Regions from separate parts of the Homo sapiens genome. Here region 2 is linked to region 1. A link is a loop called in an ENCODE intact Hi-C map of the cell type or tissue named here. Cell type or tissue: PC-9. All regions are shown on one strand. Links, peaks and the distances in the headings refer to the core of each region. The heading gives the core; the rest is flanking DNA.

The links. Hi-C counts contacts between places; a loop is a spot of excess contacts. Peaks named below come from ENCODE experiments on the same cell type or tissue, not always from the same donor. Only the 100,000 strongest peaks of a DNase experiment are listed, where the experiment ranks them.
Region 2: it touches region 1 in a loop (2.8-fold over the local background); 1 of 110 quality-filtered maps calls a loop at or near these places.

Annotation. Positions count from the first base shown.
Region 1 is chr15:71,674,125-71,689,247 of GRCh38, forward strand. All of the region lies in intron 8 of THSD4 (thrombospondin type 1 domain containing 4), which reads left to right. It overlaps THSD4-AS2 (THSD4 antisense RNA 2), which reads right to left. Exons shown (of 3, transcript NR_120346.1): 3 at 14,577-15,123. Among named protein-coding and RNA genes, the nearest start is that of THSD4-AS2, 9.9 kb to the right of the region's middle. In PC-9, for the core only: no CTCF peak of the experiment used is centred there; DNase peaks (open chromatin) are centred at 5,617 and 6,097; H3K4me3 peaks cover 1,365 bases; H3K27ac peaks cover 3,207 bases.
Region 2 is chr15:71,572,358-71,587,480 of GRCh38, forward strand. All of the region lies in intron 7 of THSD4 (thrombospondin type 1 domain containing 4), which reads left to right. Among named protein-coding and RNA genes, the nearest start is that of THSD4-AS2, 110 kb to the right of the region's middle. RefSeq lists an enhancer at 353-647. In PC-9, for the core only: no CTCF peak of the experiment used is centred there; no DNase peak of the experiment used is centred there.

The sequences.
Region 1 (15,123 bases), core at 3,741-7,740:
TAAATGTGTGATGATGTGTTTATGCCTCTCCACCTTACTCCCCCAGCCCTAGGCTGCATCCAGTGGTCTAAGTGGCATTCCTCTGCTCTTGCTCTTATGTGGTCTCCAGTTCTTGGCCTTGTCTTCCATTTACAGTCCAGCTCTGCCCATTGAAATTGGTCTTTGCAGAGCTCTTATTTCCAGCTGGGATGCTCTTGGACAAGTTCCTTAACTTTTCTGAGATTCGGTTTCCCCATAGGCAAAATAGGAAAACAATTACAATGTCATAGAACTATTACCTTTAAATGAGAAAATGTAGGTAAAATACCCTGCATGTCAACCCTATTAGTTCCCATATCTCCCTGGATCAGTGCTTTTCACCCTGGCTGCACATTGCACTCATGGGAGGCATGCTGTGTGAGGCATGTTTGAACTATGCTGATGCCTGAGTCCCACCTGCATGTTTAATTGGTCAGGGGCACAGCCTGACAGCCTGGACTTCAGGATTTTTTTTTAAACTTTAAAGGTGATTGCAATGTCCTTTCAGGATAAAAGGCCTTTTCCCTATGTCAGTAGGTGTCAACTAGGGACTATTCTGCACCCGCTCCCCATACATTTGGCAATGGCTGGAGGCATTTCGATTGTTACAGTGAGGGCAGAGAAGGGGGGAGGCGGGTGCTGCTGGCATCTGTCGATAGAGGCCAGGGATGCTGCTGAACCTTCCACAGTGCACAGGGCGGCTCCCACAGTGAAGAATTATTCAGCTCTAAACCTCAGTGGTGCTGAAGTAAGAAACCCTGGCCTGTTTGATCACTAAGATCCCTTTCAGTGCTGAAGTTTTGTAGGCCACTTATTTCAGAATGATATTTTTAAAATAACAATAAATATCTAAGGTTTTCTTTGAATGACCGTTTTATGTACCATTAAGTTCACATTCATCAGCTCACTCTGAATCCTTAGCTTCCAATCCAATCCCCCTCCTTTGGTTTACTTTCCAGATTTCACTCAGTTCTTGGTAGTGGGCCCCTAGATTGCTTATCTCTGAACAGCTGTGAGGCAGCCCCAACAACAGAAGTACCATCTTAAAATGCCCTTTTATAGCCAGCCCTGTGGTGTTTGGAGTCCTTTCTTGCTTTCTTAATACATGGCAGAAGAATAAAGGACAGAAAAAAAAGAAAAGCAAAGAAAGTCAGTTTTTCTTTGGATTCTCATAGAACTCTGATCATCTCTCCAGCTCGGTACTTAAATATATTTTACTGTAGTTTATCTGTTTACATGTCTGTGCTCTTCCCGGTGAGGCCGTGCAATCCTTGAAGACAAACAGGCCAGCCTTAGACAGTCTTCTCTGGAGTACACACCATGAGCCAGGAACTGTGCTCAGTGGTGTGGATACAGAAATAAAGGTCGTGCTGGCTCTCCTGAGGCCCATGCATGGTGTGCAGCCCGTGTGGGGGTTCTGTGCTCAGACATCTTAGCCCCTCTTGATCATGAGACCTCGCTCGTGGTACTGGAGTCATATTACTACTCACTAGATGCTTGGAATCCTGGGTCTCCCACCTCCTTCATCTAACCCTCACAACACTCACACAAGGTGGGAACTAATGTCATCATCTGCATTTTATAGTTGAGGGACCTGCCTGTGGTAAACAATTTGTGAGGGGTGGAGTCAGGACTTGAACCTGGGCACAGGCCTCACTTATGACCTTCCCTGCATGTTTATGACCATGGCCATTTGCAAGAAAAATATGGCAGGGTGGGGTGGTATTTGTGTCTTCTCACTTCCCAGCCACTGGAAGAAAGACATGTTCCACTGAATTCCTTGCAGCCATCTTGCACCCTCCTCACTGTTCCATCCCTGTCCCCACTGCTACCTCAAACTTGATTACAATCATGCATCCCATGCTCTCTTTGGGAATCCTTGGGCTAAATCTCCATAGTTATTATCTTAGTCACTAGACTTGCACCATCTTGCCTCAGCAGACCTTCTGGAACTAGCTTTTAAAAGAGTATCCAGCTCTTAAAAAGAGTAGAACATTTTAGAGAAATAAAACATCAAGTGTGTGTTTTTTCTTTTTTTATTGTGGTAAAATATATATAAACATAACATTTATCATTTTAATGATGTTAAGTGTATAATTCAGTGGCATTAAGTACATTCACTGCTATCACCACGATCCATTTTCAGAATTTTTTTTTGAGACGGAGTCTCGCTGTGTCGCCCAGGTTGGAGTGCGGTGGCACGATCTCAGCTCACTGCAACCTCTGCCTCCCGGGTTCAAGCGATTCTCCTGCCTCAGCCTCTTAAGTAGATGGGACTACAGGCATGCACCACCATGCCTGGCTAATTTTTGTATTTTTAGTAGAGACAGGGTTTTACCATGTTGGCCAGGATGGTCTCAATCTCTTGACCTCGTGATCTGCCCACCTCGGCCTCCCAAAGTGCTGGGATTACAGGTGTGAGCTACTGCGCCCAGCCTCAGAATATTTTCTTATCCCAAAAGCTGTACTCAGTAAACAATAGCCCCCTTCTTTCCCCGTCCTCCAAGCCCCTGGTAACTTCAACTCTCTGCCTCATGCACTGACCTATTCTAGGAACCTCATACAAGTAGAATCACACAGTATCTGTCCTTTTGTGTCTGGCTTATTTCACTTAGCATAATGTTTTCAAGATTCATCCCTGTGGTAATATGCACCAGAATTTCATTTCTTTTTTATGTATATGCCACATTTTGTTTATCCATTCATCTGTTGATGGGCACCTGGGCTGTTTCTCTCTTTTGGTTATTGTGAATAATGCGCTATGAACATTGGCATACAACTACCTGTTTGAGTCACTACTTCCAATTCTTTTGGGTATATACCTAGGAGTGGAATTGATGAGTCATATGGTAACTCTATATTTAACTTTTTGAGAAACTGCCAAACTGCTGTCTACAGCAACTGCCCCATTTTATCTTCCAACCAGAGTTTCAATGTCTCCACATTCTCGCCAACACTTCAAGTGTGTTTTTGAAAGAGTATTTAAGCATGTGATATAATAGGCACCAATGGTCAGCTCTGAGGCATCAGGACAAGATGCTGCGCTGGGCTTTGTTACCTGCTGCAGGTCATGGCAGCCCCTGGAGACGATTAAGTCACAAACAACTCAAAGTGATATCCTGACTCTTGGCTGAATGTTCCTCGTCAATGCTGGTAGATGAGGAAAGTGATCATTGAGTATTTGTTTTTTATTTGGACTCAGTTCTTGCCTTTTCTTCACCAAAAGCTTTTATGACTCTTGTCCAGAACCAAATATTCACAAAACAAAGATTCCATGCCAAAGAGACTGTGCCCTCTTGCTGTGATTTGGAAAGATGCTGTTGTTTGTTTTAGCACTCCTGGACTTACTTTTGGATTACATACTTTCCACATGGTGTCTGACAGCGCACCTCCCTTTGATTTAGGACAGCTCTGATGTCCTTGCATCTGTTTACAGGGACTTTCTTTTCACTTTCAGAGTCCTTTGCCTTGAAAAGCTTTCAGATATGCTGGAACGAAAGGAAATCAACTCTGCCCCACCCCCTTCTGCTGATTGTTTCACATTTTCTGCTTTGTATTGATAGTTAGCACCTAGCTACCCTGGAAATGTGAGACTGAGTTTTCCTGTTTGTACATGGATTTGTCTTTCATTTTCTGGGGAAATAGTTAAGCTGTGGTTTGTTTTTGCTTTTAATTGTATCGTCTGTCTCAGAAATATGCAAAATGCCCACACCTGTTTTCCTACACTTAATGTGATACTTTCCTCAAATGCAGGAAACAGTTGCTGAGCTGGCTGAGTCTTGAATTTTTATGGAAGTGATTTGACACCGCTATCCTTGCATGAGGAATAACATTGTCTCCTAGCCCACTCTAGGCAGCAGCGCCTAAGGACAGCATCTTCAGCAGGGCTGTTAATCGCTCCCAGGTCTCCTATCTGGATTAGGATAATAGCTGAGAATCCATTATCTGCAAGTCCAATGTGGTTAACACTGTCCCTAGATCCGCCTATTCCCTAACCCACTTGGAAGTGCATTTAAATCTTCCCTGTTTGAATCAAAGTCTTGCTTTTTTGTGATATGTTAGATCACTGAGCTACCACATTAGGGAACTAATACAAGCTAAGCCCCAAGAAGAGATATCTAAGGTTTAAACAACGTTTAATAAATATAGTTGACTTAATGAAAGAGAAGTGACTCCTGAGAAAAACAGTAATCTTGAAGATTTCTTAACCAACAGCTGGGGATGACCCACCCTTTGCTTCTCCATGGTTACTGCTCTCACTGGGAGCCTCTCTTCCTTCCTCGTGAGCATCAGAGCTTCAGAAATGTGAAACCTGCCTTCTAAGATTGCCCTCTTCTCTCTTCAGGCCTTACTTTCCCATGGAAGAAGTTGAGCACCCTTTCCCCTTTTTTATTAAGCAGAACTCTAGGCACATTGTGCTCTTCTTCTAAACCTTGAAGTCTTGCAGATAAGTCACTGAAGGGGTGGTCTTTGAAGATAAGCCTCCTTTCTCCCTCTCATCATGAACCGCCTTTATTAGCTTTGCTCTGGCTGTTTTAGCATCAACAGCTTTAAGAATAACTTTTGGCATCTCCTGACTCTACCCTACTCTGTCCCCAAGCCAGACACTATTCTCTGAATTAGAAACCATATAAATGTCAGCATGGGAAAGACTCACTCCTTCTGTCTGAATTCTGAATCAATATTCATGTTCTTCCTTGGAAAATGTACTTTCACATAGCCCCACCCTTTAACTTTCTTTGTGGCCTTATAGTCACGCCTATATTTGTTATGCTTTGGGGGCAGAATTTGTCTCATTGATCAATATTTATTTTTCCCTTTATTATCTAGTGTTTAGTGTGAATCAGGACTGATTTTCTTTCTTTGATTAAAGAAAACATTGCTCTTTGTCTGAATTGATATTCCTGCAAGATAATTAAACATTTCAATGGATATCTGTAAGCACCTACTGTGTACAATATATTATGAAGAGAAAGAGTTGAACGATACATGGCCCCTTCCCTGAAAGGCATTTACTGTCCATTTGGAAATCCTTTGATGACTTTGAAAAGAGACCCAGTGCTATGGGAGTGCAAAGGATGGAGAAATTAACTCTAATAGGATAATCAGAGGAGGCACCTGGGGGAGGTGGTATTTAAACTGGGCTTGTAGAGCAGGGGCTGGCAACCTTTTTTTTGGAAAGACCATATAGTAAATATCTTGGGCTTTGCAGGCCATTTGGCCTCTGTTACAGCTACTCAGCTGCACAGTGAGAAAGCAGCATAGACAATATGTGAATGAATGGGGGTGCCTATGCTCCAATAAAATACGATATACCAAAAAAGCCAGCCGCCAAGTTTAGCCCTCATGCTGTGGTTTGCCCACCCTTGTTTTGGTGGATGGATAGGCTTTTCTCAGAAGAAATAGGGAAAGAGCATTTCAATCTGAAGAAGCAGCACAAGCTAAGGTACAGAGAAGGAAGAATGTGAGGCATGTTCTGGACTTAGTCACTTATGAAATAAGTGAGGGTGACCTTGACATTTGAGACTGCAAATACAGGGTATAGCTAGGCCTGTTTCATCCTGAACCACATCCTTTGTATTAAATCTGAAGATGCTCGGCTGGAGAAGAGTTGTGACAGGGTCCTGCCTCTGCTCTGCAGACAGTTTGGGGCAGTTGTAGAGGAGGAGGGGGAGCGGCTGCTGTAAAAAGGCCTGGCCTATAGGAAGAGTCTGAGGCAGGGGAAGTGACTAATAACAAGGATACTGCTATGTCAGTGGGCTCTGTGATTCCAAACAGTAAATTTGACCGTGTTAGAAAACCAGAGTTTTTGCGTGTGTTTTTAATCAGTGACTGTAGGTTGAGCACCTTATGATAGAAGAACGTAATACACACCACAGTATTGCTACATCAGGGAGTGATAAACTGCACTTGGAAACTTGAGATGATCTGGAGCAAATCAGAGTAGAAAAGACGGATAAATAATTTTGGGAGTTGGAAATTTAGGTAATCAGTCCTCTTTAAAAAGAGGGGAGTGGTTGCATTTGAGATAAGCTAAATCCCTTCCCTTGTCTCTAAAGCAGTACTTTTGAAACCTAGTCCAGCCTTTCCTGTCTTTCCTGTTTTGTTGGTAAGTTCTGGGAACACCAAGGTTCTCTAAGCCTTCTCCCATACAAAGGTCCCAATCCAAACAGCAGGTTCTCAGCAGGCAGCATAGATCCTGTCCTACATGAATGCTTTCAGTTGAATTCCTTGATTTTTAATTATCCCTAACAAATCACATATTTGCCAAGTTTTTAGAATTGCTGCGAGAAGACCAATATTAACCTGTAAGATAATTTCTGTTGGTAGGGTAAAAATTTGTTGATCAGAGAAAAAGGATTTAATCAACTGCATTAAGATTTCTTGTAAATAAATACTCCACATCATTGCTAGGTCCTCCTTAACTTACAAAATCGTGCATGGCTAGGACTCACTTGGAATTTTAAGAAAAATTTGAATTATCAGTTTCACTGGCCAAAGGACCCAAAGTACTGTCTCAAACATTTCAGTATGAGCAGAATTGTGCAAGTTAAGAGTTCTACTCTCAGCCACGCAGCTTTCTGGCTCTATAGCCTTCAGTCAGTTACCTGACCTCTCCGTATGTCATTTTCTTTACCTGTAAGATGAATTGACAATAATATTTATCTCATAGGGTTATTGGGAAGGTTAAATAAGGTAAAACAGGTAAAGCATCTAGCACAATGACTGGCACAAAATACTTATTCAATAAACATCAGATGTCATTACTAGTAATTTTTTTTTTTTTTTTTTTTGAGATGGAATCTCACTCTGTTGCTCAGGCTGGAGTGCAGTGCCATGATCTCAGCTCACTGCAACCTCTTCCTCCCAGGTTCAAGCAATTCTCCTGTCCCAGCCTCCTGAGTAGCTGGATTACAGGCATGTGCCACCATGCCCAGTTAATTTTTGTATTTTAGTAGAGACAGTGTCACCATGTGGGCTAGGGTGGTCTTGAACCCCTGACCTCAAGTGATCCACCTGCCTTGGCCTCCCAAAGTGCTGGGATTACAGGCATGAGCCACTGCTCCCGGCCCTACTATGGTATTTTAATTGTTGCTACTGTTATACAAATTAGTCCAGGATTATATGGTTAGAGATCCACATAATTGTGCTTTGAGACTTTGTCTAGACAATAAATACCTTTCCAAAAGCAAAAGACAATTTTTTTCTAGACTTATCAAGCCAACAATCAGTATCAAAAGTTTACGTGGCACACTGGGCGTGGTGGCTCATGCCTGTAATTCCAGCACTTTGGGAGGCCAAGGCAGGTGGATCACCTGAGGTCAGGCGTTCCAGACCAGCCTGGCCAACATGGGGAAATCCTATCTCCACTAAAAATACAAAAATTATCAGAGTGTGGTGGCGAGCCTATAATCCCAGCTACTCGGGAGGCTGGGGCGGCAGAATCGATTGAACCGGGGGGGTGGAGGTTGCAGTGAGCCAAGATGGTTCCACTTAACTCTAGCCTGGGCAAAAGAGTGAAACTTCGTCTCAAAAAAAAAAAAAAAAAAGTTTTACATGGCACATGCCTTTATAACTAACTGATAGTGAACTAAGATCAAGCACCGTTTGAGTTGTATCCAGTAAATATGGTGTCCCCTAACTCAGCTCATTGGCTTGAGGTGGTACCAAGATGTTCATGGGGGCAAACGGAAGTTGATCAACACTTGTATTTCAGACCTAGGCAAGTATGAGGATTGGGCTATTAGATGTTCCTCTTTTAATATGAATACTGACTTACTATTCTCTGATGTGTTGGTCTTTAAAATGTTCAGCTGTGCCTCAGAGAACAGTGAAATTTCTGCTGTCAGCATGTGAGGGTCATGGGCACGGTCTCTCAGTACCATTCAGCATGGGGACCCTTGGAGCCCCTGTGAAATCCGACCCCCCCTGGAAAGGATGAAGACATAGTTCAACCCAAGGTCTTTATGGACCTGCTGAATTCATTACAATTAAGTAAGTTAAACTTTCATCACAGACTTTATCCCCTCTTCTCAAAGCACAAGTGAAAAAGAGATACCTGTTTAAGTGCCAAAAGCCTATTGTCTGGCCAGAGCCATTGGCTGGCTTAGCACTTACTTATTTGTTGGATAAGCTTTTTATTGAAATGCTAAGTATAAATACACAGGAAAAGTTCTCTATTCAAAACTATAAGTACAGCTTGATGAATTTTCACAAAGTGAACACAGTCACGTCACTAGTACTCAGATGAAGAAATAGAACTTGATCAGCTCCCAGAAGCCCCTTCCAGTGTCCCCTCTCTGTCACTAACCTCCCCACCGCAGAAAGAACCACTACCGTGATTGTTCACACCATACATTAGTTTTTGTCTGTTTTTAGAAAAACCTTATATAAATGGAATAATACAGCATATACTGTTTTGTATCTGGCTTTTTTTTTTTTTTTCTCAACATTTTTAACATTTACCTTGGAGTAGAGTATAAAATGAGAAGGTAGATTTCTTCCTAATGTTTAGCCAATTTTACAAACCAATTTGTTGAGTGGTTCATTTATTTAACATTGGAATGTGTAGAATGTGCTAAGTCACATACTTACCATTTATTGTATTCCATTTATCTGTCAAATAATTTCTGTACCACACAGAGTATTTTGGTTATCATAGCTTTAAAATGTGATTTAGTATCTGGCATGGCAATTCTTCCCTCTTTTGCTACTTTCTTTCTTTCTTTCTTTCTTTCTTTCTTTCTTTCTTTCTTTCTTTCTTTCTTCTTCTTCTTCTTTTTTTTTTTTTTTTTTTGAGTCGAGGTCTCACTCTTTGCCCAGTCTGGAGTGCAGTGGTGCAATCATGGCTCACTGCAGCCTCAACCCCCCTGGGCTCAAGAGATCCTCCTACCTCAGCCTCCCAAGTAGCGGGAACTACAGACTCACACCACCATGCCTGGCCGATTTTTGTATTTTTTGTAGAGACAGGGTTTCACCATATTGGCCAGGCTGGCCTCGAACTCCTGGACTATAGTAATCTGCCTACCTTGACCTCCCAAAGTGCTAGGATTACAGGTGTGAGCCATCGCACCCAGCCTTGCTTCTTTTCAATAACAATTTTCAGACAGTCTAGCATTATTCCAGGTGAATTTTTGAAACCATTTTGTCATATGTAAGGAAAAAAAAAATCCTATGGGTGTTTGCACGCAATTATGTTAAATTCATTCAATAAACATGTACTGAGTCCTTACTGTGTGCCGGGTGGAATTCTGGGTACTGGGAATACTCAGAAAAGGGCACACCAGCCCTGATGGCATTTACAAAATTCTACCGGGGAAACTGGAGACGAAAGAACAAAAAGGTAATTTCAGATGATGAGACATGCTATAAAAAATAAAACAGGGGAAGAGGAGAATGAGTGCTGGCTGGAAGAGCAGGCTGCTATTTGAGTTAGGTTGTCAATGTCTTAAGGAATGTGATCCTTGAATTCCAACCTGATTCATGCCCAGAGTGTATTAGATCTATAAATTCATTTGGGAGGAGTAGACATGGTTAAAATGTTCAGTCTGGCCAGGCTCAGTGGCTTACACCTGTAATCCCAGCACTTTGGGAGGCCGAGCCGAACGGCCTACTTGAGGTCAGGAGTTTGAGAACAACCTGGCCAACAGGTGAAACCCCATCTGTACTAAAAATACAAAAATTTAGCTGGGCATGGTGGGAGGTGCCCATAGTCCCAGCTACTCAGGAGGTTGAGGCATGAGAATCACTTGAACCCAGGAGGCAAGGTTGCAGTGAGCCAAGATCACACCACTGCACTCTAGCCTGGACGACAGAGCAAGACTCCATCTCAAAACAGCAACAAAACCATTCAGTCTAAGAACATAGCATTTATTACCGTTTATTCAAATAGCTTACATCTGCCAGTGAAGTTTTGTTATTTTCCATATAAATTCTCTGCATTCCTTGTAAAGATTCATCATAGGTATTTAATTGCATTTTGCTGTGGTATGATGATGATGACAAAGAATGGAATCTGTTCCTTTTTATCTCTAAAATTCTTATCAATATACAGAAAAGTTATGGGTTTTTTTATATTTACCTCTATCTGGTAATTTCGTTGCGCTTTTATAAATTCTGAGTAATTTGAGTTGATTCTCATCGTTTTCTAGTGATATAATCATACCATATAGAAATAATTATAATATTGCCTCCTCCTTTCCAATAGTAATTACTCTGAATAGCAGACATCCTTAACCTATCTCTGATTTTAATGTGAATGCTCCTAATTTTTACTAGCAAGGAAAATGGATGTATGCTCAATAAATATTTTAATTGAATATATGATTACATGCTCATCATTGGGGTAAGAAAGTCTATTTCTAATCTTGTAATCTTTTTTTTTTTTTACCAGGATGAGTTTTAAATGACATTTTGGCACCTACTTACGTTATTTTTTCTTTAAAGTTTTCTATATTATCCTTGAATTCCTGGATTATACCCTGTTTCATCTTGCTGAATGGTTTTTTTAATGTTCTGTTGAATTCAATTTGCTAGGACCTTATTTGGGATTTTTAAAATCTGTATTCCGAAGTGAGATTGGCCTATTGTTTTCATTTTGTGCTACCTCTCTGAGGTGGAGGTTAGGTTAGTGTTCCAATTTTTATGTGCTCTGGAAAAGCTTATATAATAATCTGTTCCTTCAGATTTTTATAAAAACTCACCAATAAAAAACATCTGGCACTAGAATATTTTTGGAAGAAATTACTGCTAACTTGTAACAATTCTTCTATGGCTGTGAGTCTACTATGTTTTCTTGTTCATCTTAAATCAAGCTGGTAATTTTTTAATGTATCTTTTTCATGGAGAATTTCAAATGTAGTATAGAATTACATATCAAATTCACTTTTAATTTCAGCATCATCTGATATATTCTCTTATTTGGGCTTTATTGCTTTTTTATTAAATTTGCTTATTTTCAAAAATGTCTTGGAGACCAGCTCTCAGGTTCTTATGTGTGTTTTTCTTTCTTGAATTCACATACTTCTGTTTTATGATTTCTACCTTGGTTTCCTCTTTTTAAAAAAAAAAGAAATAAGAGTATTTAAATTGCATAAATTCAATGTGTGACACTTCTGTTTTTGCTGTTTTCTCAGTGGTTCTTAAATGTTTTCATCTCAGGACCCTTTTCTCCTCTTTAAAACTGAAGACCCCAGAGAGCTTTTGTTCATATGAATTTATTCGTTAATATTTACAGTATTCACATTTTAAACTGAAATTTGAGAATTTTATATTACTTTGCTTTCAAATAACAATAATAAACTCACTATATAATACAGTAACAGTTTTTTTAAAGTAACTATTTCCCAGAGCAAAAACATTTTGAGAAGAGTGGCATCATTTTACAATTTGCAAATACTGTATCTTTTAATGTCTGGCCTAATAGAAGACAGCTGGATTCTCATATCTGCTTCTCCAATCTATTGTGATAGATTATTTGGCTAAAGTATATGAAGAAAATCTGGTTTCACATAAATATGTAGTTGGAAAATAGAGAGGTAGTTTAGTGGTCTTTTCAGATCATTGTGAATCTTCTCCTTTGATACTATACCAAACTAGAAAAGTGGTAGTTTCTTAAAGGTTAGTTGCAATGGGAAATCTGAAACCACATCAATAAACTTGTCATGTTCTTTATACTCATGAGTAAGAGAAAAAAAGGCAAATAGCATCTTAGAGTTGTTATGGAAATAGGTTTAATCTCAAAGATCCCCTGAGAGGATCTTAAGGACCATACTTTCAGATATACTTTTCCAAGTAAATGGAAATATATCCATTTTTTTAAACTTTTTATTTTCAAGTAATGTTAAATTTACAGAAGAGTTGCAGAGAGAATGCAGAGTTCCCATGTACTCTTAACCCAGCTTCCCCTAATAAGAAATTTTTAAAACTTTATGGTAAAATATATATAACATAAAATTTACCATTTTAACCATTTTAAATGTACAGTTCAGTGGCATTAAGCACATTCACATTATTGTACAACCATCAACAGCACCCATCCATAGAACTTTCTTCATCTTCCAAAACTGAAACTCTATACCCATGATGTGTAAGTTGGATTCACTTATTAACCCAAACTACTTGAGGCATCTGTTGAGATTTACATGCTTAACTGGTTGCATTTGTGCTGTTAATACCTGATTGTATTGCTTTGGAGAGTGTAGTCTGCATGATTTTGAGGGCTGAGGTGAGAAAGAAACTGTTTCTCTCTCTGTCTACTGAATCAGGGCTATACAGTTTATACCAGACAAAAAAGGACAGCTGTTCCCTCCACATAGGAGCACCTTTGTTTTGAGATGGCCAGAGCACTGCCTCTTCATCACTTCATCAGTCTCTGTCAGTTGATATAAACCATGAAATCAGAACACATGGGATAGTGAGAGTAATGACATGACGTTTCACCCACAAACACCATATTGCTAAGCTTGGGTTATAAGGACAAAGGAAGAGGAGGAGTCCCTAGACCCATTCTTGGGGGAAGGGGAAGTCAGTAGTGATGGAGGACATGGTGCACTCTGTTGTTCCAATCTCTGTGGGGGGAAGCAGTAGCAAGAAAACTGAAGATTTACAGCCAGATAGGAAATATTTTAGGCTTTGCAGTCCCTATGGACACTGTCACAACTACTCAACTCTCCTATGCAAAAGCAGTGACTGATTCCAATAAAACTTTATTTACAAAAGCAGGTGGCAGGCCATATTTGGCTCAGAGACTGTGTTTTGGTGACCGCCACACTAAATGAATTCCTGGCAGGGGTCCGAAAACTGGTTAAGACTTAGGAATATCTCAGTCAACACTAGTTGACCATCTTAAAGGAGAGTTCTACCAGCACGCAGATGAACAGTAACCAAGGCAATGGACAGTCACATATCCTGCCTGTTGGCTGGTACCAAAGCAGGATATCACGCTTCCTTCCAACATTTAGTTGATAAAAGTTTCATAGTCAACTCTGAGCATGAGGCAGGTGGCATCTATTAACCCCTAGAGAATAAAAATTAAACTACAGACTTCTCACTAGATGTCCACCTTCTTTAACTGCTTGTTCTTTAAGGACTATTGAGTCCACCTCTTAATGTTGTTAGGTTTTGCTGTTTTAAATTTTATTCTATATGAAAAATTATGCTATAATTTTTAGAAGTTATGGGATATTTGCTGTTAGGACCAGGAAGCTATAACCAGAGCATTATTGCTTCCTCCTGACAGCACTTTCTGTTTTTAGAAAACAGGCATAAGAGACCGTGAAAAACCACTAAAACGGCTGAACTCACAAGCTAACCTTAAAAGCCAGCACCTTGGCCAGGCGCCATTGCTCACACCGGTAATCCCAGCACTTTGGGGGGCCAAGGCGAGTGGATCACCTGAGCCAGGAGTTTGAGACCAGCCTGGCCAACATGGTGAAACCCTGTCTCTACTAAAAATACAAAAATTAGCCAGGAGTGGTGGTGGGCACCTGTAATCCCAGTTACTCGGAAGGCTGAGGCAGGAGAATTGCTTGAACCCGGGAGACGGAGGCTGCAGTGAGCTGAGATCGTGCCATTACACTCCAGTCTGGGCAACAAGAGTGAAACTCTGTCTCAAAAAAAAAAAAAAAAACAAACCAGCACCTCAGAAATTCATCTGTATCAACCATTCATCAATCAAAAATATTTGAATGCAAATATTTGGAAATTACTAATGCAAAGTATGCCAATATGCAAATTAACCTGTTTGTTCATTTTTTCTCATTTATTCATTCATTCACTTATTGAGAGTCTGTTATGAGCTAAGTCTGTTATTAGCCAAGTCTGTTTTAGGCTGCAGTTGTGGCTTCAGTTATAATCTCCTGTAAATGTTTGTTTTGTTCACATGTGTTCAGATGTATTCTATGTAACAGTTGCCTCTACCTTCTATTTTAATGAAAAAGCTCCTTGAGCACAAATCTGTATTTTCCCGTCTCTTCATAATTCTCCACAGTTCCCAACTGCATGCTCTGCATGCAATAAAGCATTTAGCACATGATTTTGATTTATTGACTGGTGGGAAGCCTTTACAAGCCAGTCTTCTGTCTTGAGCCCCATCCAGAATTCTTCTGTTAATTTTTCTATAGTTCCCAAAGGTTACAAAGAACATTTTCCTTTCAGCCTTTAAGAGCTTGTGTAGAATTAGTCATCACTGGGACCCAGACTTCACCCTAAACATGAGTGCATTTACATGCTCCAGTGAATTAATCCTGATGTCATATTGTGAATTGTGTCCTAATTTTTTAAGAGACTCCGTATTCCATTTGATTCATAAAAATGAAAAGTAAAATGCTAATGTGTAAAACTGTTGTTACTCCAGTTAATGAAATATTTTCCCAACCTTTCATAATCAGTTCCAGCCTAGATGAGAAGCTTATTTGCAAAAATAATAGATGAAAAAGGGAAATTAAATCCTCTGTAATTAAAAATAGTAACATTCTTCTATTAGGTTCCCTGTTTAATCATCTTCATTGTTTTGTTTTGTTTTTTTCTTTTTTGTTGTTGAGGTTTTTTTTTGTTTTGTATCTCTGTGTGTGTGTGTGTGTGTGTGTGTGTGTGTGTGTCTGTGACAGAGCAAGAGAGAGAAGAGAGAGAGGTGCCTGTAATTTTCTAAAACCTGTGTTTGAGGGCAAAATGTTAACATCTTGGAATAATCACCCCCTGCCAGTGTTTTTTTCTTTTTCAATTATTTGCTTACTTTGACATTTTCATTCCCCACTATGACAGATGTTCCAGAACCACGTGCATATGGTTCTCCTCCTGGGCAAGGCCATTTCCCTGCCTCCTCTCCATCCCGGCCCATGAGATAAAGCTCAGGAACGCCTTTTGTCCATCTTTGGCTGGCAGGCAAGAGCCAGGGATCCCCACACTCTGCAACTGTATCCATAAGGCCCTGTAGAGCTCTTCAGTTTACTTCCTCCTCAATGAGATTCTGAAAGATGGTTTATCTAAAATGTGACCAAGATATACTAATAATTCTACTGGAAATTTCTACGAAGTGTTTTTAACCCTCAAAAAGTCAGACCAAGGATGGATTTTGAACCTGGTGTGGCCTCTCTGCTCTGGGAG
Region 2 (15,123 bases), core at 10,178-14,177, 95 kb before region 1:
TGCTGGGATTGTAGATTGTTTCTATCTTTTTACTTCAAACTCACCTGTAGTAGTGGCTGTTGCAAGGTAGCCACTTACACAGTATACCACTTTCTTCCCTGCATGCTGGGAACTGCACTGCATGCTGGAAAGCACAGCCTGGCACTGGGCTGGCTCTAGGGTAAAGAAAGAAGAGACACTGGCTTGCCCTCAGGGAGAGGGGTGGGGAGCTCTGGCGCTGGGCATGTATCATGTCTACTAATGTGATACTTAATATTAGGAGCCACCCCCTTGAAGACAGCGGAGTCCAAAAGGGCTTGCTGAGTCATCAAATACTAAGTTGGTTCAGCATAATCTTAGGATTCTGTGTGTTTTATTTTCCAAGTCGGAAAGTAGGGTTAGGGGTGGGGAGAACACTCTCCAAGAGAAGCTGACTCAAGCTACTTCTCAAAGAACAAAGTGACACACAGGAAGGAGGTTGGTTGGGAGGGGAAAGGAGAGGTCATTCCAGGAAAGGCAAACAATGTCAAGAAAGGGAGCCTGGCAGGGTTAGGTATGTGCCAGGTCTTTGTTCTGGCCTGAGTTTAAGATACCTGGGAAGGCATGCCAGGAGCTGTTCCTGGAGAAGTCTGTAGAGGGCATACCCTGAGAGGCCTTTGATGCCCCACCAAGGAGGACGACTTCATCCCAAAGACTTCGTGAGGCTGCTAGGGGTTACACATAGAGGCCTGAGCTTGGCAGACATGCACTTTGGGAAATACACTGTGGCATCTGCAGGAGGGACAACAGACTTAGGGTTTCTGGGGAGAGTTGGTGGGTGAGGAATCCGAGCCTCCTAGGTACAGGAATCATGACTTGTTTACTGCTCACCCAGGGCCTTGCACAGTGCCTGACATGCAGTAGGTGCCCAGTATTTATTAAATCTGGGAAAAGTTGTTAAACGAATCCAGGCAGGGAATGCCAAGGGTGGTGGCAGTGAGAATAGAAGATAGGGATCCTCTTAGAAAGACATTTAGGAGGGACGTGGGTGAAAATTTTTAATCTGAAATCCAAGGACCGAAGAAACTTCATTTTTTAGTGAAGCGCAAAAACTAGAAGGTAGCTTTGAAAAGGCGTTTGACTTCAGGAACCAATTGGCCAAAGGAATGTTTCTAGACCTTTCAAAACTTTAATCTGTGCTTTGTGAATTACACAGTTTGGTTCTATTCAATAGTTCCCTTTTTCCCTCAAATGCCACCTGTGAAATAAGTTAAACACCATACTGTTTTAATGTAAAAATATTTCCTCAAATCCACTGTATAAATTAATTACTCTTTGGGGAATAGGATAATCTAATTTCCCTTCTACAATGTGCTCCATTCATATGCTCTCCATTGCTGTAGAGGTAGGTTATGAATCAACTGTTTCTGAAGGATTATGAGCTATAATAAATGTCAATATGAGCTCTGATTGATTTCCTGCAGCCTCACTAGTTGTGACTTCATTTAGTAACTTAATACTAATTGTGTCGCTTTGATTACTTTGATTTTAGCTGTTTCCCCAGCACCTACTGGAGTGTCTAGGACAAGCAAGGATTCTAATGAATGTCTGTTGAATGAAGGGCTTTTAATCTTTTTAAAATGTTCCATAGAGGATTTTAGAGAAGTCGGAGTGAATGCCTGCAGTTCAGATGGGTATTGACTGAAGAGGCGAAACCATAATTTCAATTCTTGAGAAAGTAGCGCAGAACTTCTCTAGCTCACTACTGTATCGCAGTACCTCAGTGCACAGTAGACAGTCAGTGAATATTTGCTGACTGACCCTGTATTGTAGTGTCTGATGGTGAGCCACAGCCCTTAGTTCAAGTATATGCCTTAGAGAGTAATGCATCCCTTCATGTATGCATTCAACATTTATTAAGCCCCTATTGTGTGTCAATGCAATGGCAAACATTTATGATAGGCTCAAGTTTTGAACCTTGCAACAACCCTGGTAGATATTATTGTCATCCCCTTTTGCTGACAAGCAAAATGAGGCTTGGAAACACTAAACTATTTTTCATATAATTAAAAGGTATGCTGACTCCCTCATCTAGATCCTCATGATACCTAACACTAAGTTTTGGAAACACTAAACCAAGATCATATAATTAAAAAGGTACCATCCATCCAATTAAAAAGGATCCATCCTCACCTGGATCCTCATGGTACCAATAACTGGGTCCTGAATCTCCTTTCACTAACTAAGTCAGCAGCGATGGCTATGAAGGTGGGCATTAGGATGTCAAAGGGACTGTCACACATAGGTTTGCATCTCTGGCATCATGCTATGTGACCCTGAGCAGTCCGTTTGTCTGTCTGAGCCTCAGTTTGTAGTGCCCAGGTTAGAGGTGATACAAGACCTCTAAACATGAGGTCTTATATCTCATACATGACCGTGATCATCTCTTCACAGGAGGAGCTTCAAAGTCACATTTCCACAGGAATTGATATGGAAAGGCATGAACAGGTATAGCCATTTTTGTAATCTACCATAGCGATTGCCTGAAACTGTTACAATCTAGTCCATTTCTCTAGATATCCTGGAATATGTTCTGACCAAGCAGGACTGGCAGAAGCTGCATACCTGGACCACAGCATTATAGTCTTCTGTGGAATTACCTTTATGCTTGGGGCTTTAGCGATGCATCAGCCGTATATAGAGGAAGTTATAGGAAACCGAACTCATGCATCTCACTATCGTATTTACTACCAGCTTGTTGCTGAGGGCATTGTTCATTTTACTGCACCATGGGAGAGATTACTCTCTTGTCTCAGCACTAGGCAAACCTAGACTTCTCTAAAGCTGGGCTTGTTTGGTTTTTTCAATTTTATGGATTTGTAACTTAGGAAGCCAATGGATTTCTCTCTTCAAGTTGTCTGCTGGAAAGCTTAAGGCTGAATATGTGATCTACCACCAGCAAATACAAAGACCATGTGACATGTATTTTGGCACTGATTTCACTTTTAGCTTCATATTATTATTCCTTTAAACAGATCTCATCTGTACATACTTTAAGTTTTATTTTGTTTTAGTGATGAGCAAAAACTAGAAGGTAGCTTTGAATTGCATACTTTGTAAGTTGCCTAAAATCCTGTTTGAATACAGTAGGTGATAAATAAAATCACTAAAATGAATGAACAAGAAGAGTACCTTCATATACCCAGAAATGCACTGGAAATCGGGACATTTTGTTTCTTCGTCTTTAATAAGTTGTGTTTGAAGTCCTACATTGAGCCAAAATTCATACCTGGAAACTGAATTCTAGAAAGATTATTTTGGAAAGCCTGTAGTTACGTGTATTACCACTAGATGACCTTCCCTCATTATTGTCTCTAAAGTGGAGCTGCTAGTTATATGGACTTTCCAGAGGACTGTAGGAAATTTATGAATAATCCCTCTAAAGCAACAACGACAACAACAACAAAAAAGTCTACTTTATATGGTGTTGAGTGTACAAATATTTGGCAAAGGAATGAAAAAAGTTAGAAAGTTGTCTGTCTGTGGGCTAGGCTCTGCCTGCAAGATACTTACAATCTAGGTCAGAGGTTCCTAAATCCTTCTCAATGCCGTTTGCACTGGCCCTGAGGAAAGTGTGAAAATGAAGACTATTGTAGAGTCTTACATGAAGCTAAATTTGTTCATTTATATCACTTCTCTTTTATTATGAGATTATGTCCTCTGCAGTTTTTTGGTATTAAAATGTCTTTTATGAAAGGATAGTAAGAGTTAGATAGTAGTCTTTTTTGTGGAAAAAAAAAAAAATTGTTCTCACTTGACAATAAAAAGTGGACAAATCCATGGAGCCCTCAAAATTCTTTTTGGAAATTTTGTTCTATAAAATCCAATATTCTGAAAACCTGTGGTTGAATAAGAGAAAAATATTTAGTATAATCTTTCTCAATACATTTGCATGCATCAGGACCTTAACAGAAAATACTACCTGTTAGCATTTGCAGTTGAGCTCCTATTAAAAACCATGTTTGTTTGTTTGTTTTTAAAGATGTTTAGGAAAACAGTTTAAGGAACATTCTCCTTCCTCCCCTCTCACTGGGAATTCTGAATCTACTCTTTGAGCAAGTCAAAATACTTGGACCTCAGCTCAGGCCCCTCTACACGTCACCTCCAGAAAGCTACATTCTGCTACTATGTTCTTAGCTTTTATGAAAGATGAAACAGCCAATTAAAAATCTACTTCTGCCTTCATTTTGTTTTTTGTTAGGACAGTCATGTACATAGTACATACTATGAAATTATGTCAGTTTGATTGACAACCATTTGATTTTACTAAAACTCTGCCTCCTGAATTCAAGTGATTCTCCTGCCTCAGTGTTAAGGACACTTTCTCTTATATCACACAGTAGACGTTAAGGAAATTTTAGTATCCTTTCTAATTTCCTTTGAATTTATCTTTTCTCCCCCTTTCAGATAAAAAGATAACATGTTACCTTTTTTGCCTTGGCTACCAGTGGTCTCAAAGTCAGGTGTTGTACTCAGCCAGAACAGCTTTGTTATACCCTTAAGCTTGATATCTTTTCTGTTTCCTGGTTTCTTCCATTTTTATCAACCTTATAATGTCTTTTATTCAGAGCTCCCAAAAGCCTATATTGGAGTGATATACAATTACTTTTTAAATAAATAGAATGTTTTATATAATAAATGGTATTTTTGGAAAGTACTGGATTATGCAGTATGAACTGTAAATGTCTCCAGAGTATATTACATGATTGTCCTAACAAAAAAAAAAAAAACCTTTAGTACTTTATTAAGTATTTCTCATATTCAAAATTATCTCACCTGTGTGCTGAACTAGACTGTAATTCCTTTTGTGGAAGGAAATTTTGTTTTGTATGTTGTTTTAAATCTCTTGCAGTTTCTCTCGATCAGTGCCAGGACATCAGACATGCTCAATGAATACTTGCTGATTGACTAATCCACTGATCTGTGTGTTCTGGGGGAGTTAGAAAAGCTTTCCTAGAGGAGATGCAAAGAGATGGCCAGAAGACAGGCTGTTTGCCACTCTAATCCTTGGCTTCTCACATGTTAAACATGATGGCTAAGGTCTCTAACTTTCTGGGGCTTGACAGTTGTAAAATACGAGGAGGATAGGAGACTGTGAGGGGGTGAAAGCCAGTTTTCAGATTCACAGAGGCTGGAAATAAATTTGGTATATGGGGAAGCTTTGGAGATGGAGAAATGCTTTCGAAACTGTGAAGTACATACTATGAAATTATGTCTCTTTGGTTTACAACCATTTGGCGTTACTAAAACTTTCACTTGATGCCCTAATTCAGCTCTAAGGGGTCTGTCTTGGCATTTATGAAAGCCATTGTGGACTGGTGCAACCTTTATTTATTTATTTTATTTTATTTTATTTTATTTTTGAGACGGAGTCTTGCCCTGTTGCCCAGGCTGGAGTGCAGTGGCATGATCTCGGCTCACTGCAACCTCCACCTCCTGAGTTCACGTTATTCTTCTGCCTCAGCCTCCCGAGTAGCTGGGATTACTGGCGCCCACCATGCCTGGCTAATTTTTCGTGTGCGGTTTTAGTAGAGGTGGGATTTCACCATGTTGGCCAGGCTGGGCTCAAACTCCTGTCCTCAGATGATCCGATGGAGGGAGGCTGCTACTCTCTACCATTTCCTGTGTGCCTCCACTGTGGCCTCAACCCTGGCAGTTAAAGCCACTGCTCCCTTCCCCTACCTGGCATGTGTGAGCCCTTCTCACTGGATTTTATACCCTTGTGTCTGTGTACATTATCGATCTATATAGTATATATATACATTATATCTATCTATATAGTATATATATTCATTATATATATAATGAATATATATACACACAATTGATAAATTGAATATATATATAAACTCTGCACTGGTGCATCTTGTAAGCGGCAGTGTAGACTCCAGGTGGTTATCTTGGCAGTGGGGTAGCTAGCACCAACATCTGGCTGAGTGCCCTTCTTAACAGGTGACTCGAGGTTTGCTAATTTATAGCAAGGATGATGCTCATTATGATGTCAACCTGTTTGATAAGTGTCATGTCATTTGGATTCTGCCATTGATTTCTTTTGACTTTATTTTTTTAATGGTTAAATTATATAAACTTTGTATAATGTAATCCATAAACATGCTTTGTGACTTTGTGACTTTCTTTTTTGGTGGTGACAGGATTTCGCCATGTTGCCCAGGCTGGTCTCAAACTCCTGAGCTCAGGCAATCCACCTGCCTCAGCCTCCCAAAGTGCTAGGATTATAGGCGTAAGCCACCACGCCCAGCCTATAGTATACTCTTAAGTGTACTCTTCTTAAGTGGCCTACGACGAGCAGGTAAACAGCCATTCGATAGACTAAATAATAAATAGAAAATACTTGTTTAGGTTATATTGTGATAATATATGATAGTAAATAATGAACACTGTTTTAATGATATTTGGTGTTATCTTTGCATACATTAATTTGACTTGGGGGACTCTGGACTGCATTAACTTTTTTTTTTTTTTTTTGAGACGGAGTCTTGCTGTGTCGCCCAGGCTGGAGTGTAGTGGCACAATCTCGGCTCACTGCAAGCTCTGCCTCCCGGGTTCAAGTGATTCTCCTGCCTCAGCCTCCCGAGTAGCTGGGACTACAGGCACCAGCTATCACACCCGGCTAATTTTTTGTATTTTTAGTAGAGATGGGGTTTCTACGTGTTAGCCAGGATAGTCTCGATCTCCTGACCTCGTGATCCACCCACCTCAGCCTCCCAAAGTGCTGGGATTACAGGCGTGAGTGCATTAACTTTTTAATCAAACTAGCAGTAATTATGTTTTCAGTTTAAGATAAGTTGCCTTTATAAATTTGGGGATAAATTGGATTTAGGTAAGGCAGTGTTATTACTTTACTTCTTTTGTATTCTCCATAACAGCTGGCTCTTCATGGTTGTACAGTAGCTATTGTTAACTTGCTTGAGGCCAGCTGTGTGTGAGCATTACCGAGAGCCAGAATGTCCTCCTGAGAAGGGGCTCCTCACGCCTGTTCTCATGATCATCTGCGTAGCAGAAGCCTATGGAGTTCCGATGAGAAAGGGAACTGGAAATCCCTTTGAGTAAACAAGTCCCCAGAAGAGGGAGAGCATAGGTGTGAAAAATAATAATTCTACCATCTAAATTCCATTTCTCAGCCTTAGTTAACACAGGTCAGAAGATCTGTCATTTGATTAAAGTCACTTCCCTGGGACTGAGAAAAGATTGCTACTGTACTCTTGAAGGGTGATTCTACTCCACTCTGTAGTAAATGCCTCCACATGGTAGATCCCCTCAAATTGGGTCATGTATCTCTCCTCTGCCCTCAACCCTTGGGTTTTATTTCCCATTTATAGCTTTCAAAATATTGGAGACACCATGGTTTGGAAGGTAAAACAATAGCAATGAGAGACACCTGTTTATAAGTAGAGCAATTAAAAACCTAGCTGGTGACCAAACCTGCCCAACTCTATGTATATTAGTTTTCTATCACTATATAACAAATTACCACAAATTTAGTGGCTTAAAACACATAAACGGTGGGGTTTTTTTTTTGAGGAGGGTGATGCTCAGCATCGAATGACGAATTTGTCATTCACCTAGCATTTATTAAGCAACCACAGGATGCAAATTACACTGTGACTAATTGGAGATATTAAAAAATCACATAATAATATCCTGCTCTTAAGAAATTTGTGCTTTCCCAAGAGAGAGTTTTCAAAAAAGAATACATGTAATTTGTACACAGCAGGCAGTAAGAAGTATAGATGTCATGCTAGGATAGTTCCAAGGAGAGGAAAATTATTTCAGGGAAATGGGCATGGTGACCTGCGAGCTGGACTTGAAACGCTAGAGAGATATGGAGAGATGTAGGCTTTGTCTAGACTATAAAGTAAGAAGTGACATTGGGAAAGAAGTTAAATCCTTAAATGGCAGACTCTAAGGCGGTTAGGCTCCAGAGTCTAAGCTTTTCTTTTTCCAGATTTATTGACATATAATTGACAAATGATAATTGTATATATTTAAGGTATCAAATGTGATGTTTTGATATATATATACATTGTAAAATGATTACCACAATTCAGCTAATTAACATATCCATCACCTCACATCTTTGTGTGGGTGTGTGTGGTGAGAAAATGTAAGATCTACTCAATTTCAAGCATACAATACAGTATCATTAACTATAGTCACCATGTTGTACATTAGATCTTCAGAAATTATTTATCTTGTGTAACTGAAACTTTGTACCCTTTGACTGACACCTCCACATCTCTCCAACATGAAGTTCCACCACCAAGGCCCTGGTAACCACCATTCTACTCTCTGCTTTCATGAATTCAACTTTTTTTACATTCCATCTATAAGTGAGATCATGCAGTATTTGTCTTTGTGTATCTGACTCATTTCACTTAGCATAATGTACTCCAGGTTCATTCATGTTATTGCAAATGGCAGGATTTTCTTCTTTTTTAAAGCTGAATAATATTCCATTATATACATATATATGTGTGTGTGTATATATCTACTTATATACACATATGTGTGTGTTATATATATACACACACACACACCCCATATTCTCTTTATCCATTCATCCATCAATGGACACTTAAGTTATTTCCATATCTTGGCTATTGTGAATAATGCTGAAATGAACATGGGAGTGCAGATGACTCTTCAAGGTAATGATTTCATTTCCTTTGGATATATACTCAGAAGAGGGATAGCTGGATTATAAGGTCATTCTATTTTTAATGCTATGAAGAGCCTGTATACTGTTTTCCTTAATGACCATACCAGTTTGCATTTCCATCAACAATGTACAAAGGTTTCCTTTTCCCCACATTCTCACCAACACTTAATCTTTTGTCTTTTGGCAGTAGTTATTCTAACAAGTGTGAGGTGATGTTGGATTCTGGTTTTGATTTACATTTCCTTGGTGATTAGTGATATTGAGCATCTTTTAATGTACCTGTTGGTCATTTGTATGCCTTACTTTGAGAAATGTCTATTCTGTTATTTGATTTTTTTGCTACTGAGTCAAGCCCCTTATATATTTTGGATATTATATTCCTTATCAGGATATATGTTTTGCAAATATTAGCTTCTATTCCATAGGTTGCCTTTCCATTTTGTTGATTGTTTCATTTGCTGTGCAGAAGATTTTTAGTCTGATGCAATCTCACTTGTCTGTTTTTGCTTTTGTTGCCTGTGCAACAAAAAAATATTATTGCCTGGACCAGTGTCAAAAAACTTTTTTCCTCTTTTCTCCTGGTAGTTTTACAGTTTCAGATCTTACACAATTCAGTCTTTAATCCATTTGCATTGATTTTTGTGTAGAGATAAGGGTTTGATTCCACTCTTCTGCATGTGGACATCCAGTTTTCCCAGCACCATCTGAGAGACTATTCTTTCTCCATTGTGTGTTCTTGGCACCCTGGTTGAAGATCATCAGTTGACTGTAAACGTGTGGGTTTATTTCTGGGCTATTCCGTTCCATTGGTCTATAAGTCTGTTTCTTATGTTCATACCATACTGTTTTGATTACTGTAGCATTATAATATTTTGAAACCAGAAAGTGTGATACTTTCAGCTTTGTTCTTGCTCAGGATTGCTTTGGCTATACAGGATTTTTTGTGGTTTTATTTGAATTTTAGGATTGTTTTTCAGTTTCTGTGAAAAATGCCTTTGTAATTTTAATAAGGATTGCATTGACTCTGTAGATCACTTTTGGTAGTATGGACATCTTTAATTCTTCCAATCCATGAATGTAGATCTTTCTATTTATTTGTCTTCTTCACTGTCTTTCTTCAATGTTTTATAGTTTTCAGTGTACAGATCTTTTACCTCCTTAGTTAAGTTTATTCCTAAGTATTTCATTTTTGTAAATGAGATTGTTTTCTTCATTTCTTTTTGGATAGTTCATTGTTAATGTATAGAAGTGCAACTGGTTTTTGTATGCTGATGTTGTATCCTGCAACTTTATTGAATTTGTTTATTAGTTTTAACAGGTTTTTTTGTTAGGGTCTAGGATTTTCTATGTATAAGATCATGTCATCTGCAAACAGAGACAGTTTGATTTTTTTCCTTTCGAATTTGGATGCCTTTTATTTCTTTTTCTTGCTTACTTGCTCCAGCTAGTAGTTCAGTATTATGTTGAATAGAAGTGGCAAGAGTGGACATCCTTGTCTTGTTCTTGATCTTAGAGAAAAAGCTTTCAATTTGTCACTATTGAGTATGGCTTTAGCTGTGGGCTTGCCATATATAGCCATATTATGTTGCGGTATATTTCTTCTATACCTGATTTGTTAGTTTTTATCATGAAGGATGTTGAATTTTGTCAAATGCTTTTTTCTACATCAGTTGAGAGGATTATATAACTAACTTTAGTCCTTCATTCTGTTAATGTGGTATATCACGTCTTGATTTGCACATGTCAAACCTTCCTTGCATCCCAAGGATAAGTACCACTTGATTGTAGTACATGTTCCTTTTGATGTGGTTTTGAATTTAGTATACTAGTATTTTGTTGAGGATTTTTGCATCTGTATCTATCAAGAATATCGATGCTGGCCTTATAAAAAGAGTTTGGAAATGCTCTCTCCCTTTCAGTTTTTTTGAAGGGTCTGGGAAACTTTGGCATTAATCCTTCTTTAAAGGTTTGGTAGAATTCACTGGTGAAGCCATCCAATCTTGACTTCTCATTGTTGAGAGGAATTACTGATTCTATCTCTTTACTTATCATTGGTCTGTTCAGATTTGCTATTTCTTTATGATTTAGTCTTAGTAGGTGGTATATGTTTCAGAATTTATCCTTCCAAGTTATTCACCTTTTTGGCATATAATTATTTATAGTAGTCTCTTAGGATCCTTTTTGTTTCTGTCATATCAGTTATAATCTCTCCGCTTTCACTTCTCATTGTTTGAGCCTTTGACTCTTTTCTTATAGTCTAGCTAAAGGTTTGTCAATTTTGTTTGTCTTTTCAGAAACCCAACTCTTAGTTTCATTGATCTTTCTGTTGTTTTTCTAGTTTTATTTCATTTATTTCTGCTATAATCTTTATTACTTTCTTCCTTCTGTGAATTTTGGGCTTTGTTTTTTTTTTCCTAGTTCTTTGAGGAGCTAAAGTTTCTAAAGTTACGTTGTTTATTTGAGATCCTTGTTTTTTCACAGTCACTATAAACTTTCCTCTTAGAACTGCTTTTGCTGCGTCTCTTATAAGTTTTGATATGTTGTGTTTCCATTTTTGTTTGTATTAATATGTATTTTTATTTTCCCTTTCGATTTCTTCCTTGATGGTTGTTCAAGAGTGGATTTAGAGGTGCATTGTTTAATTTCCACATATTTGTGAATTTTTCAATTTTCTTCTGCAATTTCTAGTTTCATACTATTTTGATCAGAAAGATACTTGATATAATTACACTCTTCTTAAATTTGTTAAGACTTGTTTTGGGCATAATATATGTTCTATCCTGGAAAAGATTCTATGTGCTCTTGAGAAGAACATGCATTCTGCTGCTGTTGGTAGAATGTTCTGCACATGTCTGTTGGGTCCATTTGGTCTATGTGTTGTTCAAGTCCACTGTTCCTTATGGATTTTCTGTCTGGATGATCTGTTTACTGTTAGTTAGACTGGGGTACTAAAGGCCCCTATTATTATTGTAATGCTGTCTATTTTTACCTTCAGTTCTGTCAATATTGGGTGCTCCAATGTTGGGTGTGTATGTATTTATAATTATTATATTCTCTTGATGATTCTCTTGATGAATTGATTCCTTTATCATCATATAATGATTTTCTTTGTCTCTTTTGACTGTTCCTGACTTAAAGTCTATTTTAAGTATAGTCACCTCTACTCTTTTTTGGTTACCATTCACGTGGATTTTTTTTTTCACTTTCTTTTTTTTTTTTTTTTTTTTTTTGAGACAATGTCTCACTTTGTCACCCAGGCTGAAGTGTAGTGGCATGATCTCGGCTCACTGCAGCCTCCACTTGAATCAGTTCAAGTGATTCTCCTGCCTCAGCCTCCTAAGTAGCTGGGATTACAGGCGTCTACCACCATGCCCAGCTAATTTTTGTATTTTTAGTAGAGACAGGGTTTTGCCACATTGGCCAGGCTGGTCTCAAACTCCTGACCTCAGATTATCTGCCCACCTTGGCCTCCCAAAGTGCTGGAATTATAGACATGAGCCACCATGCCCAGCCTTGACTTTTTTCACTTTCAACCAGTGTTTATCCTTAAAGCTAAAATGAATCTCTGATAGGCAATGTATAGTTGATCTTGTTTTTTAATCCATTCAGCCATTCAATGTCTTTTGATTAGATAATTTAATCTATTTACTTTTAAAATAATTATTGATAGTTAAGAACTTACTGTTAATTGTTTCTGTTTTTTAGTTCCTTTTTTCCTTTCTTCCTCTCTAGATGTCCTCATTTGCAATTTGACAATTTTTTGAGGTAGTAGGCTTTGATTCCTTTCTCTTCGTACTTTGTGTGTCTACTAGTTTTTATCTTCATGATTTCCATGAGGCTTACATAAAACATCTTATATCTATAATAGTCTATTTTAAGCCGATAACAAGCTTTGATTGAATTTAAAAATCTACATTTTTAACTTCTGTTTTCCATATTTTATGTTATTGATATTACAATTTATAACTTTTATGTTGTATCTCTATTAACAAATTATTGTAGCCATAGTTATTTTTACTATTTTGTCTTTTCACTTTATACCAGAATTAAAAGTAATTTATATGCCACCATTACAATATTGGGTTATTCTGATTTTTGACTATATTCTTACCATTGTTAGTGAGTTTTATACTTTAAAAGTTTTCATATTGCTAATTCGTGTCTTTTTGTTTCAACTTGGAGAACTCTGTTTGGTATTTCTTGTAAGGAAGACCTAATTATAATGAACTTTTGTTTGGGAAAATCTCTTTGTCATTGTAATTTCTGAAGGACAATTTTAGCAGATATAGTATTCTTGGTTGACAGGGTTGGTTGTTTGTTCCTTTCGGCACTCTGAATATATCCTCACTGTCTCCTCACCTGCAAGGTTTCTGCCAAGAAATCCACTTATAATCTCATGGAGTTTCCTTTGTCTATGAAGAGTCACTTTTCTCTTGTTGCATTGAAAATTCTCTCTTTGTATTTGACTTTTGACAATTTGGTTATAATGTGTCTCAGTGAAGATCTCTTAAGGTTCAGTCTGTTCGGGGTTACTTGGGCATCATGGACCTGGATGCTGAATATCCTTCCCAGAATTGTAAAGTTTCTTGTCATTATTTCTCTAAACAAGTTTTCTGCCTCTTTCTCTTTCTCTGCTCCTTCTTTGACTCTCATAATGCATATATTGGTTCACTTGATGGTGTCCCATAAGTCCTGTAGGCTTTCTTTACACTTGTTTATTCTTTTTGTGTGTGTGTGTGCCTCTTAACTAGATAATTTCAAATGACTTGTATCTGAGCTTACCAATTCTTTCTTCTGCGTGATTGAGTCTGTTGTTGAAGCACTCTATTGATTTTTTTCAGTTCAGTCGTTGTATTACTTAGTGCCAGGATTTTTTATAGTTTGTATTTCTTTATCAAACTTCTAATTTTATGCATGTATTATTTTTCTGATTTCATTTAGTTATCTAATTCTTTTGTAGCTCATTAACTTTAAGATGATTATTTTGAATTCTTTGTCAAGCAGTTCATGGACCTCCATTTCTTTAGGGTTGGTTACTGATGTTCTATTAGTTTATTTTGGCGGTGTCATTTTTGCCTGATTCTTCATAATTCATGTAGCCTTGGATTGAAGGGGCAGATACCTCTTCTAGTCTTTTCCATCTGGTTCTGGCAGATAAAGACTTTCTCTTGGCTGATGGGACTATCTCTGGGATCATATTCTACTATCTTGCTGATGTCACACCCCTCAATATAAATGTTTTATGTCACAATTTCTATAGGTCAGAAGTCTGGGCACAGCATGACTAGGTTTTCTGTTCACGGTCTCACTGGGCTGAAATCAAGGCATTTACCAGGGCACCACCCTCATCTAGAGCTTGGAATATTTTTCTAAGCTCACTGGTTGTTGCCAGAATTCATTTCCTTGCATCTGGAAGACTGAAGTAGCCATTTCCTTGTTGGCCCTCAGCTGAGGGATGCTTTGAGAGTCCTAAAGGCCACCCACATTCCTTGTCACATAGCTCCCTTTGTCTTCAATCAGAAACAGCATGCTAAATCCTTCTCATACTTCAAACCTGTGACCAGAAAGAGAAAACTATCTGCTTTTAATCATGTGATTAGGTCAGGCCACTCTGATAATTTTTCTGAAGGTCAACTGTGCCATTTAACATAACCTAATTGTGGGAGCAAACTCCAACACATTCACAGTCGTGGGATTATCCAGGGTATGCAGTACAGCAGAAGCAGGAAATCTGGGGATCATCTTAGAATTCTGCCTACCACACTATTCTGTGTTTCCTTCATGAAGCTGTTGACATTCGTTAAAGGAAGCTGCTTATCACAACCAACAAGCATTATGCCTAGTCAGTGCTAGGCCCTATGGAAGATATAAAATGCACATAGGAATAAGCCCATCTCTGACCCTTTACAGTTTTCAAAGCACTTTTATAGCTGTGATCTCATTTTCTCTTTTAAAAACCAAAAAACATGCTCATCATCACTGGCCATCAGAGAAATGCAAATCAAAACCACTATGAGATATCATCTCACACCAGTTAGAATGGCAATCATTAAAAAGTCAGGAAACAACAGGTGCTGGAGAGGATGTGGAGAAATAGGAACACTTTTACACTGTTGGTGGGACTGTAAACTAGTTCAACCATTGTGGAAGTCAGTGTGGTGATTCCTCAGGGATCTAGAACTAGAAATACCATTTGACCCAGCCATCCCATTACTCGGTATATACCCAAAGGACTATAAATCATGCTGCTATAAAGACACATGCACACGTATGTTTATTGCAGCACTATTCACAATAGCAAAGACTTGGAACCAACCCAAATGTCCAACAATGATAGACTGGATTAAGAAAATGTGGCACATATACACCATGGAATACTATGCAGCCGTAAAAAATGATGAGTTCATGTCCTTTGTAGGGACATG